Regions from separate parts of the Mus musculus genome. Here region 2 is linked to region 1. A link is a loop called in an ENCODE intact Hi-C map of the cell type or tissue named here. Cell type or tissue: heart. All regions are shown on one strand. Links, peaks and the distances in the headings refer to the core of each region. The heading gives the core; the rest is flanking DNA.

Region 1 (8,331 bases), core at 218-8,217:
TTCATAACACGACTGCTGGCTTTCTGAGAAATGGAAACCCCACACACCAGTTGTGTTTTGAAGCTGCTTTTCCACCACAGACTTGCTACATTTTACAACCTAAAGTTATTTTATGAATGTTTTCCCTGTGTTCATGGCTTTCTACTGGGAGATATCAAAAGAATGCTTTTATGTTTTTAATGAATACTTGAGCCTGTGTATATACGCGTAGAATATTCTCTCCCTGTCTTCTGCTTGTATTATGTCTTCTGCTTCTTCTTGGGACTGGCTTCAGAGCTCCATGGTTCTCTCAGCCTGGCTGCTTTTGCCTAGACAGAGAGGGGACTGTGTGCTGAGTCTGCTTCCCATCACTGTAACACAATACTAGAGATAATCAGACTATGAAAAGATAAGCTTTAATTAATTAATTTGGACACTCGAGATGAGGTCTCCTGTAGCCTGATCTGGCCTTGAATTCACCATGAGCATAAAGATGACTTTGTACTCCTGATTCTCCTGCCAAGAGCTGAGATTATTGGCACGTGCTACCCATCACTCCTTGCTGAAAGCCTTATTTTAGTTCACTGTTACGGAGGCTGCACTCCATGATCCGTCGGTCATGACGCTTGCTCTTAGACTTGTGTCAAGCACTGCATGGTGGCCAGCATTCATGGCACCATCAAGCTGTTTGCCTCATGGCCAGGAGCAAAGATAAAAAGCTACTTGAGTGTCACAGACCCCTTCAAGGGCACATGTCTTTGGACTGAAAAGCCTCCCTGTCCCTACTAAAAGTTTCATCATTTTTCAATAGCACAGTCCTGGGGATCATGCCTTGAACACACAATGGACACTTCAGATCCAAACCGCAGCACTGTCCACACACCAAATATTTTAGTTTTAGTGTGCTTTTTCTGAGAGGTCATGGAGTTGAATATTCTGATGTTCTTTCACTGATTAGGAAAGGGAGACCAGAAGAGGCTAAAACACTTCAAGTTCAAAGCCAAAAAAAAAAAAAAAAAAAAAAAAATGGATCTGATCACCTGGCCTCTTTGCTCTTATTATTCATCATATATGCAATATATATTGTGCAACACTTACCTTTCTGGGGGTAAGGCATGCAGGCAAGGAATGCAATGAAGTGGAAACTTAAGGGTACTTTGGAAAGTCAGTTAGGTGGTGTTTTGCTGGGGCAAACATATGAAGGAATCTTTAGCTAACGTGGACACAGGTGAAAGGATGTTTTGAGAGAGCAAACACACAAAAGGATGCTTGATAAAGAAGTATAAATATGACCCCACAGACAGTGGGAGACAGCACTGAGCATTGGTTGGCTTTGCTCCACTTCATTATTCTTTGCTAACAACACACATATATTGGTTCGCCTTACATGGTGTTGTTGAGCTCAACTTGTGATAACGCCGCCATTGAGTAGAACTTCCCAAGAACTGCTTGTGAGGTTCCTGCAACAGCTTGTGGTTTCTGCGGCAGGTTGGTGAGCCCGGCAGGTTCCTCAGGACTGAGATACAGCTGTCTAGTGTCTTCTTACTAAAAGAACTAGACTGTAGCTGCTGGTTTATGCCTGGTGTCTGCCTGCCTAGAGGACTGGTCTACAGCTGCTAAGTCATATTTGGTGTTTGCTACTGAACTGCTGCCAAAGAAGATTGAATTTGCCCCCCAAAACTATTGCTAAGCAGGTCCTCTCTCCCCATATCCTAATAACCTTTCTCTTCCACTACCTCTACTGGGTGGTGGGCTAGAGGAGAGGTTAAACCCGTAATAAAAATGGGTTACAAAAAAGTTATACCTACCATGTAACCTGTTTATCCCATCAGATTTTAACAGTCTTTAGATAGCAGTTACTCACTTCATTCTGGCAGCCAATTCACAGTCCCAGACATGTTCAAAACCTGAGCTCGGTTAGCATTTCTAAAACTCCTGGGCAAAACAAAAACAAAACAATGAGAAGACGTTACTTAACCCCAAACCGATTTCTGTGCAGGAGGAAGCATTTTGAGGGTTGTCTAAGGAAGGTTGAAGACTCTAGAGTACACTGGGTGTTAATTTTGAGTTTGAAAAGATTGAATCTGCAAACGGTTTTGGCACAGTCTCCCCTCCACACAGTGCCTCACACACATCAAACTTGCTGATGGGGGCTGAGTTATAAACTAATGAGGGTAGCACACAAGGCACCTATGGGAACAGGGCAGCGTGAGAAAGGGGTCTTTTCAGGTGACCAGGAAAGATAAGCAGAGGCGAAGACTTGGGTGATGAAAGGCTGGTTAGAGAGACACTTGTTGAATAGTTTAACTACAGTTTGTCGTCGGTTTCCTAAACAATATGCACACACTGGCATTTCCAAAGGAGCCTTTGACAGGCTGTACCACCCTCCCAGCTGCCTCTGATTCAACAAAAAGCAGATCCACAGGTGGTTACCTTTCCTCCAGCTGGAGGATCGGTAGAAGGTACTTAAATACTCTGTTGGTAACTGATTAAAGAACCCAAGATCAAAACCCGGTTAGAAGAAATGGCCCACACTACACAGGGTGCTGTCAATTGTTTCTTTTAGTGTGGTTTTTAGTTCCACATCACATGTGTAAAAGTGTGTATCTTGCTTTGAATTGGCTCCCCACTCCCACTCCCCTGCCCCGCCCCCCCCCCCCAGGGATTCTTTTTGATGTATGGTACTTAGGAAGTAAAGACTATTGAGCTAAAGATGAAGCTTTTGTTTTCTAGTTGGCAAGTTCGCTTGTGAAAGCTAAGGCAAGGTGTTCTCTTAGGGAAAGGAGTGAAGGGGTGGGGTAAAAAAAAACAAACAAACAAAAAAAAACAAACCACCCGATCCGATGGTAACACACAAAGTCAAGATACTGTACACTGATTGCTGTTAGGGTGACTCTCACTTCTGTTGGAACTGGTTGTTTTTCCTCCTTACTTCAGTGGACTTACAGGCGATCCTAGCAAAAATAGCTAGGATCTGCTTACTCTAGAAACCTTTCTGTGCGAAAGACACAACACCAACCAGGAGTCCCATGGAGCTTTGGTGAGTCAAACTTTTTACGATCTAGCTGGCTAGTGGGACTAAAATCCCTGCTTAAATTAGGGGAATAATAGTGAGATTTCAAACCCTCAGAATTAATGGAAGGGTCGATTCGGTTCAGAGGTCCGGTCCTGGTGGTCTGGGGGAGGGAAGCTTTACCGGATCTCAGGACTTCCAAACTCAAGACACCCCGCTGAGGGCGCTCCTGCCCCTATCTAGCCGGCCAGTCCAGGCTGTAGATAGTCTCCCAAGCCCTGAGCAGAACACAACTAAGTTTTGTCTTACACCTGAGGAGTGTTAGGAAACAGTCGCTCCAACCAACTGGTTTAGCCCAGAAAATGTAAGTACATTCTGGTTTACTTTCTTTTCGTTCACACTGGAAATGGAACCGATCTCAGTCTGGTTCAGAGGGGGCTTGGGTCGGTGACTCGGCTTTTCCTAAGACTACAGATAACTTTGGAAACTGACCAGAAACAAGTACTTTTTCCGAGCCCTTATCCTACCCCAGCGGTGGAACCCGCATACCGCGGATCTCACTAACTTCAAGTTAAGGTGTGAGACAGACCCACGCAGAAGGATTCCCACGATCCGCAGAAACGCAAGCGTGGACGTCCGGGACGCGCCGCGGGCCGGGGCGTGGGCGGTCGCAGAGCACCTCCCGCAGGTCCAGGGAGCAGCTCCGGGGCCAGGTCACCTGACTCCCGGAATTTGGGGCCGCGCGGAGTGGGAGTGGCTAGCAACTCCCTCCTGGAGCCCACGGGATCCAGGTCGGGGGCCGGCGCCCGGCGGCCACGTGGTGGTGCTGCCGTTGCCCCCGCCCTGCCGGCGGAGCCCCGGAGCTGAGCGCCCACTGACCCCGCGTCGGGAGGAGGAGGAGAAGGAGGAGGAGGAGGAGGAGGAGGAGGAGGAGGGACCCAGCGCAGGAAGCCGAGCAGGAAGCGAGCCCGGCAGCCGCACTTTCCTGGGGAAGCGGCGGGCGGGACGGCCAGCGGGGCCAGGAGCTGAGGCCGCCGCTTGGATGGGGTGAGTGGCGGCGGCGAGGCTGGGGTGCGGGCTCTGGACTCGGTCCCCGCCTTTGTGTCTGGGGCTGCGCAGAGCTCCGGGCGCCGAGAGGAGCGGGCGGGAGTTTTGGTCTGGACAGAGCTTTGGCCGCTCACTGACCACGGAAGACAGTTGGAAGGGGGGGTGGGGTGGAGGAACGGGAGGATAGTGGGGATCTGGCAGAAAGAGAGAGAGGTGCGACCTAGTTTGGAAAGGGGGTTCGCCTCCTCTGGCGGTCTGGTGCGGGACAGTGGCGCGGGGTGTCTGCGGAGGGAGCGCGGGTGGGAATGAATGACCGGACCCGAGAGGACGCTGTGGCTGCGCCCCCGGGGCAGCCCGTCCCACTTTCGTGCCCTGCCCCGGGTCCGGTGCCCCAGTCCTTGCTCCCTGGCTCGACCCACCTCTTGACTGAACTTGGAAAAGCCGGAGACGGGAGGTGGGAGCGAGAGACGCCCGGTGGCTCTGGAGACCCACAGTCCGCTATTGTTCCTTTACGGACTCAAGGGAGCTGGTGAGCTGTCTGGAGGGCGCAGGCGAGACCACCCTGGGCCTGCCACTACCCCTTACCCCCAACTCTCCTTGTCATTTTCCCCCACCACAGCTCCTAGGAGGGCAGGGAGGAGGATGCTGGAGTTGGGAAACATTCCAAGCTGCTGGGCTTAGGTCGGCATCCTTCGCGACCCGTCCGGGAGGGCAAGCATCCATCCTTCTTTCAACTCTCGCCTACTGTCTTGGGCCAGTTTGTGTCGCCAGTTTAGGTTCTGCAGTTTCCAGTAGTTTTTCATTTTGGATTTCACATTTCCTTTGGTGGAGGGGGGTTAAGTATGGAAAGGCAACAGATGGGGAGATTAAAGCAGATGGAGCCCACTGTGACTTAAAGAGGCAGGGGTGACCTCACAGAGGCCTGAGCTTTATATAAAGCCAGGCTTTCTTTTCTAAGGAGCCCAGCTCAGCTCAACTTTACGTCGTTACCAAGTATGCAGATGCAAGGCCACTCACTTCGTACCTGCTCCTTCCCTTCACTCTGAACTCTGGTGATTTGAATGCTATCGGCTTTAGGAAGAATAGCGCAGAGCAGAGCTGCCTGGGACTAGAAGACTGCTTATTGTCTGGGGTATGAGATCTCAAGGTTGTGAAGGCTGGCCTAGAGAAGAACAAGGTTTGTCCCTTTAGCGGATCTAGCGTTTGCTCTTTTAGCGAGAACTTGCATCTCCTATGGGTTTGAACGGAATTGGAAAAAAGCCTGTGAATCCCAGGGAGGTTGGACTTCGCTTTGTCCCACCAGTGCTGGGCCCTTGCTTACACGTGAGAAAGCGAGTCGTTTTGTTTTGTTTTTGACTGATGGGTTTAATTTTTAACTGTTAATGATAACTTACTATCGGAGTCTTTTCTCCCTTAGGCTTATAAGACAGCCAATTTTATCAGAAGAAATCCCATTCTTGTTGACTAAGTACTGGGAGAGACATCCTGTGCGGGGCTGTCAGTTTTTTCTCCAACTGTGGAGATGCTTCGTGAATGAATTTATTGTATTATTTACATTTGCATCCTTAGATGTGTTTTTATGACTTTAAAGGGCAGTGTAGGAGTTCATACATAGCCCAGTTCAAAGATCTTTGTGCTGTCATAGTAAAACTGACTAAGAATGGGCTCCCCAGTCACTGGGGATTCGGTGAAAAAGTAATATAGTGGCCCCTAACGTTTACTGTCTCCAGACTCCCACTTCTTAACGTGTGTAAGCAGAAGGTACAAACACTGCCTCCCTTGTTTTTGTTTGCTCTGTGTGTGTGTGTGTATGTGTGTGTGTATGTGTGTGTGTGTGTGTGTGAGAGAGAGAGAGAGAGAGAGAAATGGGTGTATGTGCAATTGTATGCACATGTATGTATGTGTGTGTGGATGTCTACCTGTATGTTTTCATGTGAGCACCAGTACATGCTGTGGAGATGGGAGGACAACTTGTCCAGTTAGTTCTCTCCTATGACGTGGGTTTGGGGAACTGAGCTCAGGGCTTCAGGCTTGGCAGAAAGATTCTGTACCTGCTGGGCAACATGGCCGCTTTGATCCTTTTTCCTGTTACTGGCTGTCAAGCGCAGGGCCTGTGGTATGCTAACTTGGATGTTGCAGCCATGTTAACTCCCACCCCAGAGCCACCCAACTTTACAGGTAGAGAAACTGAGATTTGAAGTTAAAGCCATGTGGGCCTTGAGGTGAACAGGATGTAGGCAAGCCTTGTCTTCCCCTTTCTTCTTTTCCTAACCAGCTTGTCTTCCACAATAGAAATACATGTGAAATGGTTCAACGATAAGTGAAAATTGAGCATAGTAAGGCATTCATCTTTCCACTGTATAGGTTTAAAAGTTGCTTATGAATTCTCTTCCTATTCCCTCCCTCAGATAAAAACAAATACGTTATCTGCCTTTTCTTCTTTTCTTTTAGCCCCGAGCAAGCACAGATGTCCAGTTAGTACATACATAGTTCCCAAGCGTGTCGGGTCCTTCTCTGTGGGTCTACGAAGATTCTTGAGCATTTATGAGCCTAGTTTTACATTCATGGCACCATACAACTTGCTTCTCTAGTAATTTTGTTTGAGGTCCATGTAGGTCTCTACTCACACTTAGCTACTGCAGGCCATTCTCTTAGGTAAATAATACAGTGTGTCTATTCCCTTGACAAGTGAAAACTGGTTTCCAGGGCTTAACTGTTAAAGGCACCCTTTTAGCTGAGGGAGAGCCCACCACCTCTATGTATTTATTTATTTGACTGTAATATGCGGAGGTGTAGCAGTGCATACCCCGAGAGACAAGTTCCCTCGTTCACAGGTTCTCGAAGCCAGTTGCTAGGATAGTGAGATCTCCGAAGGTCACTTTGGCTATTTCATTCATTTCTCAGTGAGGATTAGGGTCCTGTCATCTGTCACCTAACAGCCATCTGTTAGGTAAGAAAGGGAACACGGATCAGTTTTAAATAGTAAACATTTAGATGAACTTGGCTGGGTTTTCTTTGTTTTAAAGCATTGTGGTGCTGAGCTTGGGATACATATGCTAAAACCTTGCTGGTTGCCTGACCTGGGATTGTTCACTATCCTCTTGCTCATTTCTTCCGGTTTTTTTTTAGGCCCGAGGGTGTTAATTATGCATGCATGGAGGCAGGCCTCTCCTCTATGAAAATGTGGCCGTGTTAATGACATAACTTGTCCCTAATATGGTACCCAGCTCCTCAGAGAAGAGTTAGGCTTCCGGACCTATTGGCTTCCGTCTTCTTCCCTCAGGCTTTGAGGCTCATCCTGGCCTCCAGCTCTTGGCCTTTGCTGTTCCTTCTCCCCAGAGCCCATCTCCCCTACATTGGCTCTGGCCATTTCCCCTGAGGTGCTCGCTCAGACACATCTGGCTCCTGAGCAGTGTAACCTGGAAGAGTGAACCTCTTCCCTGTTTGCTCCCCTGTGTGGCCCCTTGTTACCTTACCATTTACCTTAGTTTACATCAGTACTGTCTTTCTGTGCTAGAGTACAGGTCAGAAGGGTAAGAGAGTCACATCTGTTTTTTTTTTTTTTTTTGGTTTTTTGAGACAGGGTTTCTCTGTATAGCCCTGGCTGTTCTGGAACTCACTTTGTAGACCAGGCTGGCCTTGAACTCAGAAATCCCCTGCCTCTGCCTCCCGAGTGCTGGGATTAAAGATGTGCATCACCACGCCCTGCTACATCTTTTTTTTTTTTTTTAAATCACTGTCACATGAGTACTGAGAGCAGTGTGGATATAGTAGCTCCCCGTACATACGGGGTACATGTGAGTGACCGTAAGATGCTTCTTATTGAATCAGCGTATGTAATGGTACAGTCCTAGACCCTACTGGCCTCTTCACTCCTACCTCTGCCCAGTGTATAGACTTAGTATAGCACAGGCCATCAAGCCCACCTACTAATGCTATGCTTGCTCTTTTCATGTCCTACTCACTAGTTTTCTCCCGAACTTTCTTCCTCCGCACATGTTGGGCATTCTGAGGGTGTCAGATGTTCAGTAGAGTCATTTATCATTTACAGGTTCTAATGGGATTTAAAGAATGCTTACCAAAAAAAAAAAAAAAAAAAAAAAAAAAAAAAATCCTCTCTGTGCCACTGTGTAAGCCCTCAGAGTACCTGTGTCTTGATGTACTTTTTCTCCAGTATTTTTCTGCCTGAATATAAATTTAAGGGAAAAGAAAGAACGCGATTCTTGGTCTTATACTTCTCTCTTTTTTCTTAGTAATCTTGTCCTCCCAATGTCACTGATGGGAATGGGCTG
Region 2 (8,331 bases), core at 87-8,086, 82 kb after region 1:
ATTTGTCTCTTTTGAGCGGTTCTGTTAACATTCTGCAGTAGATCTGATGGACGCATTGATCACGCATCCCTGAGTGAAGGCCTACTGTTCGCTGAGCTTTTGTGGGAGGTAACATAGCAGCGCTTGAATGGAGAATTTCTCTCATTTTCCTATTCCATTCCTATTAAGGAATTCCTTGTGGAGGACGAAATTGCTTCAAATTCTCTAGCCAGCCTTGACATAAGATTCTGACTGTCCCTGAATGGGATCGGTGAGAGTAGTTGTTGGACCTAAACAATTCCTGGGAACCACCTTAAATGCTGGGCCAGAATCTTTAGAATGGAACCAGCAGTCGACAGACTCAACCAGCACCTGGGTGGTTCTCATGAGGGAGACACTGGGCTCACCTCGAGTGAATTTATGAGGTTTGGCATCTTAGTCATGAAGAAATTTGGGGAAAGTATACACAATTAAAAATCTTGGAAAGCCGGCCTTCTTGTGGAAAAGCTAAGGAAGTCGGATTCATCCAGGCCGTAAATGTATTTTTAAAAAGACCGAAACATGATTTAATTGTTTGCAAGAGAATGAAAGAATTTTATTATGACAGCGCAAACATTTGCTAAGTCAAGAGAGATTTAGATTAGTCAGGAGGGGGCGCATACTGAGCGTTCCGCAGGCTCCAGGGATGTAAGAAACAAAGGCTGCAGCTCAGAGTCTTCAGGGAACAAGCCAGACACCCCCTCCCCAGCCAAAGCAGGATGCCATACTTCATCTCGTCTAGACAGTAGGCCTCAGTGAGCTGAGTAGGTGGCCCCAGAGGACACAGCAGAGCAGAGATGCAGAGAGAGAGGTCAGCGGGAAGGTCCTGAGAGCCTGCGGGGCCCTGGTCAGCTTTAGAAGTTGGCCTGCATGTAAGTGGTGGTTGACAGGAGTGTTCTAAAGCAGGGGCTTCCGTTGTTTTTCTTGTAATTTCCAGTAAGAAGGACTTGTGACCGGAGCCCCGTGTGCGCCTTTAACACTAAGCCAGGCATTGGATCTGTTAAACCTGAGTGCCTGCCTGCTGCTGTCTCTTCTGTTAATGGTGGAGGGACAGAAGATTTAGGGTCATAGCTCGGGATTAGCTTCTAGATTGCTAAGGGCAATGGCCTCAGGATGCTTCTCACGCATGCCCCATGCTGTGCCTGGCGGAGGGAGAGTATGGAGGCACCTATGAATAAGGAGGGGCTTCCTGAGCAAGATGAACTGTAGAAAAAAGTCAGGGGCACTTTTCCAGCTCTGCCTTCCAGTTTGCTCTGAATGCTTCCTCCATTCAAACTTTTCTTTTTAAAGATTTATTTATTTATTATATATAAGTACACTGTATAGCTGTCTTCAGACACACCAGAAGAGGGCATCAGATCTCACCACAGATGGCTGTGAGCCACCATGTGGTTGCTGGGACCTGAACTCAGGACCTGTGGAAGAGCAGTCAGTGCTCCCAGCTGCTGAGCCATCTCCCCAGCGCCATTCAAACTCTTAAGCTCCCTGCTGTGTGTGAGCCATGTCCCCCTGCCCACCATGCGCCCCATGTGCAGCACTTACAGACTGAATGCTGTTGCAGATTATTGAACATTCACCTTGGAGAATCCATCTTCTCTTTGCTTCATTTGCTCAAAGAGGCTCAGAGAGCCAAGATCAGGGTCCCTTCAGCCCTCAGGCAAGTGCCCTTGCTGTATAGGAAGGGGCCCTTTCTTGCCACGTCTTCCCCAGAGGTCCGCCTGGAACTGATTTAGGAAACCCTCACCATCAGGTTTTTCACTGGAGCAGCAGCAGCGGACAGGAAATCCTTTCATGTGGCCTTGCCCAGCTTAAGTGCTTTCAGTCCCATTAAAGATTTCACATTCTTCTGACCGGCCCTATCTAGTTTTAGTTTAGCCGGTTTAGGTTAGGGAAGGATTTTACAGGACCATACTTTTCCATCTCAAGATTATATAGCTAGAGGTCACTGACCCTAAGTGTACTTTAGTGAAGCATTTTCTTGTTTATAAAATGAACTCTGGGAGAAAGCCACCGCTCTGTGTTTCTTAGCCTGTGCTGCAGTTAAGTGACACAAGACTTAGGCTGGTAACGAACACTGGTGTCCTCACCACGAGCTGTTGTCTTCGATTCGATGGGGAGCTTGGGTTGTAGTCGAGGTGACACCTCATTCTGCGTTTGTTAGTAAACTGTTGCAGCAGGAAGGGGAGGACCATTGCTCAGACAAACTTAAATAAAAATATAATAGGAAGTGATCATACCGGGTTGTGCTTTTCCATGCGGGACTTAATACTGGTTCCTCAAAGTTGTAGGAATTCAGCTCCTCAATTGCACTGACTGTTTGATGTGCACTAAGTTGGTCAGAGACACTTTTTGTGGATAGAGTCAGTAGTCTGAACAGCTCAGAGAATTGAGGCCTGGTATACAGGCCAAAAGGAAGAACTCATGTTTAAGCCCTTGGTAACCTTGAACTGTCGGCCAGTTTGGTTTGGTTTCACCGTGCCCTTGAGTGAACTGTGCACTAGGTCAAAGGCCTGCGTTCTCAGGCACCGTTCTCAGGCACCAGCTGTCAAGGTTAGCTAGCCATTAGCTAATGAGTAAGCTGACCCCATAGTCCTACATTGCTTCATCTTCTGAAGGGTACCTGAAGGAAGTGACCCTTTGTTGGAGTTTGCTGATGGCTGGTATTTCATTCAACTGTGGATGCTTTCTTTGGGAAAGCTAGCCTTCTTGGTTGTTCCCACGGTGAAGTGGAAGGCGGTTTTGAAAGCTGCTTGCTTTGAGCAGGGTTTGATGCTGGCCATGGCTGCTGTTGCTCATCCCTCTACCTCTCTCTACCTTTTGCCCCACAGACAAACGAGTGGAACAAGAATGATGACCGTCTGCTGCAGGCTGTGGAGAACGGAGATGCTGAGAAGGTGGCCTCACTGCTGGGCAAGAAAGGGGCCAGCGCCACGAAGCATGACAGCGAGGGCAAGACCGCGTAAGAGAGAATAATACTGGCTTGTTAAGGGTGGGGAGCATGTCTGTGGTAGTGTGTCTGCTGCTCTGGGCTCCATCGCCAACACTGTAAGAAACAAAAACCAAACCCCGAAATGCTGACTTATTCATCAAGGGGAGTTTGACCAATGCTTTGGGGGCCTTCAAAAAAAAAAAAAAAAACAACTAGTGCTGACTTCTTCCTAACCCCATGCGAAAACGTGTCTGGGTCTGTTTCCTTTCCCATCCAACTCCAAATTATACGTTGAACTTTCCCCTCGTGGCCATTAGCTGTTCCTGGAAACAACCAACCAACAATTGCACCAGAGAACAAATAGCACCAGGGTTGCGAGCGGTTGGCAGATGGGAAATAAATTCTCCCCTAGATAAGGAACAGCACAGCTTTCAAACCTTACTGCTTGTAATTCAGTAAGCCACCCTTTAGCAGAGGTCGTGGTTGTGTGAGAGCTATAGGAAGATTTTTGCTTTGTGTTTGTATGCCTCAAATTCCTGCTTACCAGAGGGGGCGCGGTATTGAGATTAGTAATGTTGGAGCCACCTCCATGAGGCCTCTCATGTGGCCATTATAATACTTATGACCTCCTAATCCTTGAGCCTTACTTTGTTTCATTCTTGTTAAGACAAGGACTCACTGTACTCCTCCTGGCTATCCCAGAACTCAACTATGTTGACCATACTGGCCTTGAACTCACAGATATGTGCCTCCCTCTGAATCCCAGTTGCTGGGACTAATGGTGTGTGCCACTGAGCCTCATGGTGATTCCTGACTGAGCCTCACTTTGGGTGTCCTCAGGAGAAGCGGCTTGTGTGCCAGTAGCGTCTGTCGCCAGAGATTCCAGCAGCTCTGAAAAGAAGTGTAGGTGTGGGGTTGTTATTGGTTGGCTTCTCCAGTTGGTGGCTGGGACACTTTTCTGAGAACTTCCAGAAATACTACATTTATTGCGGAGCTGGCCAACATGGCGCGATGCCTGCTGTTCACTAAGTCCTGGTCCATGGCTGCCGCTGGGCGACAAAGGTAGAACTGGATAATTACAGCAAAGGCCATATGGCTCTTACAGAGCCCCACGTCCTCATTGCCTGGCCCCTTTTTATAAACCTTCACTTTCCTTTGAGTTTAGGTAAAGCAAATGGGGTATTTGTCCGCATCTTCTGTTCCGTAGAGGTAGAGCTTCTTCCTAGAGGCCGTGATGTGTTGATGGTTAGTAAAGGTTCAAGAGAGTATGGATGGCCCATGGTTGTAGGTACAAAGCTAGCACAATCCTCCCCCATAGGAGACATTCAAGAAACGGTTTCTTCTTTCTCACTCCAGGCTAGTGGCTCTCACACAGGGAGCCTCTGCACTGGAATTGCCTCAGGTGCCTTAAAAAGCTGTCCTGACTCTGCACCTTGTGTCCCCGCCCCCCGGAAGTCTATTCTTTTGTCCTGACATTTCTGGTGAGAGATGGTGCCTTTTGTACTAATCTTCCACAGCCTTTCTACAACTATTCCTTGTGACCAGGGGTCTGCATAAGACAGCCTTTTATCGTCATCCCAGGGGAAGGCAAGATAAGTGCTTATGATGGCTTTTATTATTATTATTACATACTTTCTTTCGTTGTTTTTTTGGTTGGTTGGTTGGGTTTTTTTTTTTTTTTTTTTTTTTTTTGGTTTTTCAAGACAGGGTTTCTCTGTATAGCCGTGGCTGTCCTGGAACTCACTTTGTAGACCAGGCTGGCCTTAAACTCAGAAATCCGCCTGCTTCTGCCTCCCAAGTGCTGGGATTAAAGGCATGTGCCACCATGCCAGCTTATTAGATACGTTCTTTATTTACATTTCGAATGTTATCCCCTTCCCTCTTTTCCCCTCTGAAAACTCTCTATCCCCTTCCCCCTCCTCCTGCTCACCAACCTCCCACTCCTGCTTCCTTGTCCTGGCATTCCCCTGCATTGGAGCATTGAGCCTTCTCAAGATCAAGGGCCTCCTCCCATTGATGTCCCACAAGGTCACCTCTGTTACATATGCAGCTGGAGCCATGGGTTCCTCCATGTGTACTCTTTGGTTGGTGGTTTAGTCCCAGGGAGCTCTGGGGGTACTGGTTGGTTCATATTGTTGTTCCTCCTATGGGACTGCAAACCCCTTCAGCTCCTTGGGTCCTTTCTCTAGTTCCAGCATTGGGGACCCTGTGCTTAGTCCAATGGTTGGCCGAGAGCATGAACCTCTGTATTTGTCAGGCAATGGCAGAGCCTCTCAGGAGACAGCCATATCAGGCTCCTGTCAGCACCAAGACAACACTCACTAAAATGAAGAAAAATTTGCTAGTTTGTAACTTAGACACAGGCGGGAATACCTTATGAAATTTTTTTCCTTATTTCCTATTTATTCTGTTTAGAATAGATGGCGAAGATGGCCATGGTCTAGTCTCTCTTTTCTACTGTGGCAGAAGGCACATCACATAAAACTAAGCATGTTAATGATTTTAAAATCTACAGTTCAGTTTCACAATGAGGTTCGACGTCCCCAAGGAAACTTCGTTCTCACCAGGTAGCCATTCCCAACCTCTCCCCCTGACAATCATTAATGAGTGTGCAAGCTCTCTGTGTTTGCCTCTTCTGAATATTTCATGTAAATGGAGTTATGTATGTAGCCTCTAGCTTCTTCACTTAGTGTGTGTGCTCAGGGTCCATCCATGTTTTATACGTGCCAGAGTTCATTCTGGTCTCGTACGCTACATAGAAGCGGCATGGAAACCCCTGCTTCCATTTTTCAGATGATAAAAGCAAGGCTGTCCCTATCTCGCTCTCCCAAGGCACTCCCACTTGGAAGTCAACTTTGTTCTCCCCGTTAAAGATCCTTACATAAAAAGTTCGAAGAACTAATGAAAGAAAGGCGATCCCTTTTCCAGTGTGGGATTTTTCCATACGTCGTCATCTGTCAATACTTCCTTTTCCTGCTCAGGATACGTATGTGAGGACTGAGCTTATTAACTGGTAAGAATTTAAGATTTAAAGGCACGGTGGAATTAAGTCTTATCTGGCCTTATATTTCTAGTCCAACCCTACGGTTGCAATATTCACATTGAGGTTAGGCGGAGAGACCGAGAAACCATCTTCCATGTCACTTTAGCATCCTGTAACAATGTTCACATCGAGGCTTCTGTTATAAAAAAAAAAAAAAGAGCCCCGTGAGACTTCCCTCCTTGCCTTAGCCTTGTCCCTTCAGCTGTAGCTCTTGGCTGGACCAGCCTCATGGAGCCTATAGAGGTCACTGGTGTCCACTGTAAGAGGTGCTTTGCCTCTCTCTCTGAAGATTAAGGCCGCATCATGAACTTGGAAATCATGTCCTTGGCCACGTTTGGCCTCATTTTCTGCCTTGTATATAGTTCCACAGCAAAATGGGGCTGCAGAACCCTCTTGTAGAGCGCGTTCAGGGTAAGGGGTTGTGCCTGAGTGCAGAGTCTTGCTGTGGTCATTCAAGGGCATCTCTCCACTATGTAAACATCGTCTCTCTATGTGACCTCTTCTCCTACCTGTCCCTACCTCTTCTGCAGTCCAGACGTTGATGGATCTGCCCAGGATCTTCCAGGTGCGTTTGATGGTTCGGAAAGAACAGGAGCAGAAGTGACATAGTGACACTTCCACTGAGGAAAGCCCAGCGTTCCAAAGGATCTGAATGTCATCAGTAGTGAAACTCCTGCACGGCAAGGGTCATGCCATTTTTGTTGAGTTAGGCTTTCCCTGTGTTGTAGGCACAAAAGAACCATTTGCTGTGCTTGCTCTGGAGAAAACCTTTTTTTTTTTTCTTATAAGGCTTCATAGATAAATTACCTAGGAGTGGAGAATTAACTTGGGATCTAGGGAATAGCAACTCTGGAAAAGCTACTATTCCCATACCCCTGCGTCCCGGGCAGTTTCAATAGAAAAGCTCTCAGCGTGTATTATCCAGATGTTCAGCAAGCCCAGAAGTCCCAAGAATGCGGTGGTCAAGGCAGCCATTGCCCAGACATTCTCCAGAAACTTCCATATCCCAAGACCAGATGGGTAGCTTGGAAATTCCCAAAACTTTTTCATCTCTTCCTGAGTATCCCCTGTCATCCATGGCGAGAGGCGAAACTGTCAGAAAATTTCTTCCTCTGACACTGATCACAGAGGAGTTTAAAAAAAAAAACCAAAATCCAAAAAAAGGAAAAAGCGGTTGAACGGCTGGAATTCATTTAGGAAAGGGTAAAATAGGAGTGGTGACTTGGCGGGAAGACGACAAAATAGAACAGAGCGGGGCAGAAAGTTACCGCTCCAGGCTGTTTGTGGAATTAGGCTTGGCTTTCCTCCGCCCCATCTGGGCTCTTTCCATGGGGAGGTAGGGAAGCAGGGGGGTGACAGAACCCCAAAACCTTACGGGGGAAGAGCCTAATTGCTTCAAGATGCTTTCCCCTGTGTTGGATATGCCTTTAATTAAAGTTATGTGTGTTTGTCTTAGGAACAACCAGACTAAATAAAATCACTACTGGGACCATAGTATTTGAACAAATACTCACCAGGGTATATGTACATAGACCTTACAGACAGAAAGGGGTGCAGGGGGTGGGGGAGGGAGGAAGAGAAAGAGATGGAGGGAGGGAGAGAGAGAGAGAAATAGAGGGAGAGAGAGAGAGAGAGAGAGAGAGAGAGAGAGAGAGAGAAGAGTGTGTAGTCCACATTTTAGAAACCTGATCTCTTTGGCCCCGAAAGCAAAAACTCGTGAAAATATTTTTAAACAACCATGGAAGTGGGATGTAGAGAAAGCGCTTTTGAGCTCTGCACGCCAGTATAGTAAGGCACTTCTCTGGCCGGTGACCTTTTCCACCCTCTGCCTTTCTGTTTGCTCAGAGTAGGGCTGCGTTAGAGAATTGGTACCAGCAGTTCTGTCTGAGAAATCAAGTGACACCATGTGACCAGCCTTGTCTAGTTCTTCTTGCAGAGGACTTGTAAATTATCTAAATAGTTACGTACAGTATGCGATTGCAGCCTCTGCCCCTCTCTGCAGAGTCACTGTACAGCTTCCTTTTGAAGGTTGGTCTTAGGTAGTCATAGATTGTGTGGACCAAGTGTTTCTCTCTTGAAGCTGCTCAGGAACTTGGAGCCCAGGTTTTGGTATTCCTTATCCCCTGATTCATAGCCTTCTGCTTTCTGTCGACAGCTGACAGGCCTACATACTCTACTGTCTTCACACAATTTTTAAGTTGATTTTTTTGTATATGAGTATTTTGCCTGTAGGTGTGTATGTGCATCATGTGTGTGCCTGTGTGCCTGGTGCCCATGTAGTTCAGAAGAGGGCACCGGAACCTTGGAAATGGGGTTCCAGATCATGTGACCCGCCATGTAG

Evidence for each region. Peaks named below come from ENCODE experiments on the same cell type or tissue, not always from the same donor. Only the 100,000 strongest peaks of a DNase experiment are listed, where the experiment ranks them.
Region 2: a loop joins it to region 1, with 2.0 times the contacts of the local background. A loop is called at or near these places in 1 of 42 quality-filtered maps.

What each region holds. Positions count from the first base shown.
Region 1 is chr15:10,710,231-10,718,561 of GRCm38, reverse strand. Rai14 (retinoic acid induced 14) reads left to right here and starts at 3,931. Exons shown (of 18, transcript NM_001166408.1): 1 at 3,931-4,039. 4930556M19Rik (RIKEN cDNA 4930556M19 gene) reads right to left here and starts at 3,726. Exons shown (of 7, transcript NR_045063.1): 1 at 3,582-3,726; 2 at 1,788-1,914. It overlaps Gm52214 (a long non-coding RNA gene), which reads right to left. Exons shown (of 3, transcript XR_003951644.1): 3 at 8,254-8,331. In heart, for the core only: a CTCF peak has its summit at 3,233; DNase peaks (open chromatin) are centred at 3,801 and 4,591; H3K4me3 peaks cover 3,391 bases; H3K27ac peaks cover 2,507 bases; H3K27me3 peaks cover 3,045 bases.
Region 2 is chr15:10,627,782-10,636,112 of GRCm38, reverse strand. Rai14 (retinoic acid induced 14) reads left to right here. Exons shown (of 18, transcript NM_001166408.1): 3 at 2,847-2,977. Among named protein-coding and RNA genes, the nearest start is that of Gm10389, 32 kb to the right of the region's middle. In heart, for the core only: no CTCF peak of the experiment used is centred there; no DNase peak of the experiment used is centred there; H3K27ac peaks cover 1,456 bases.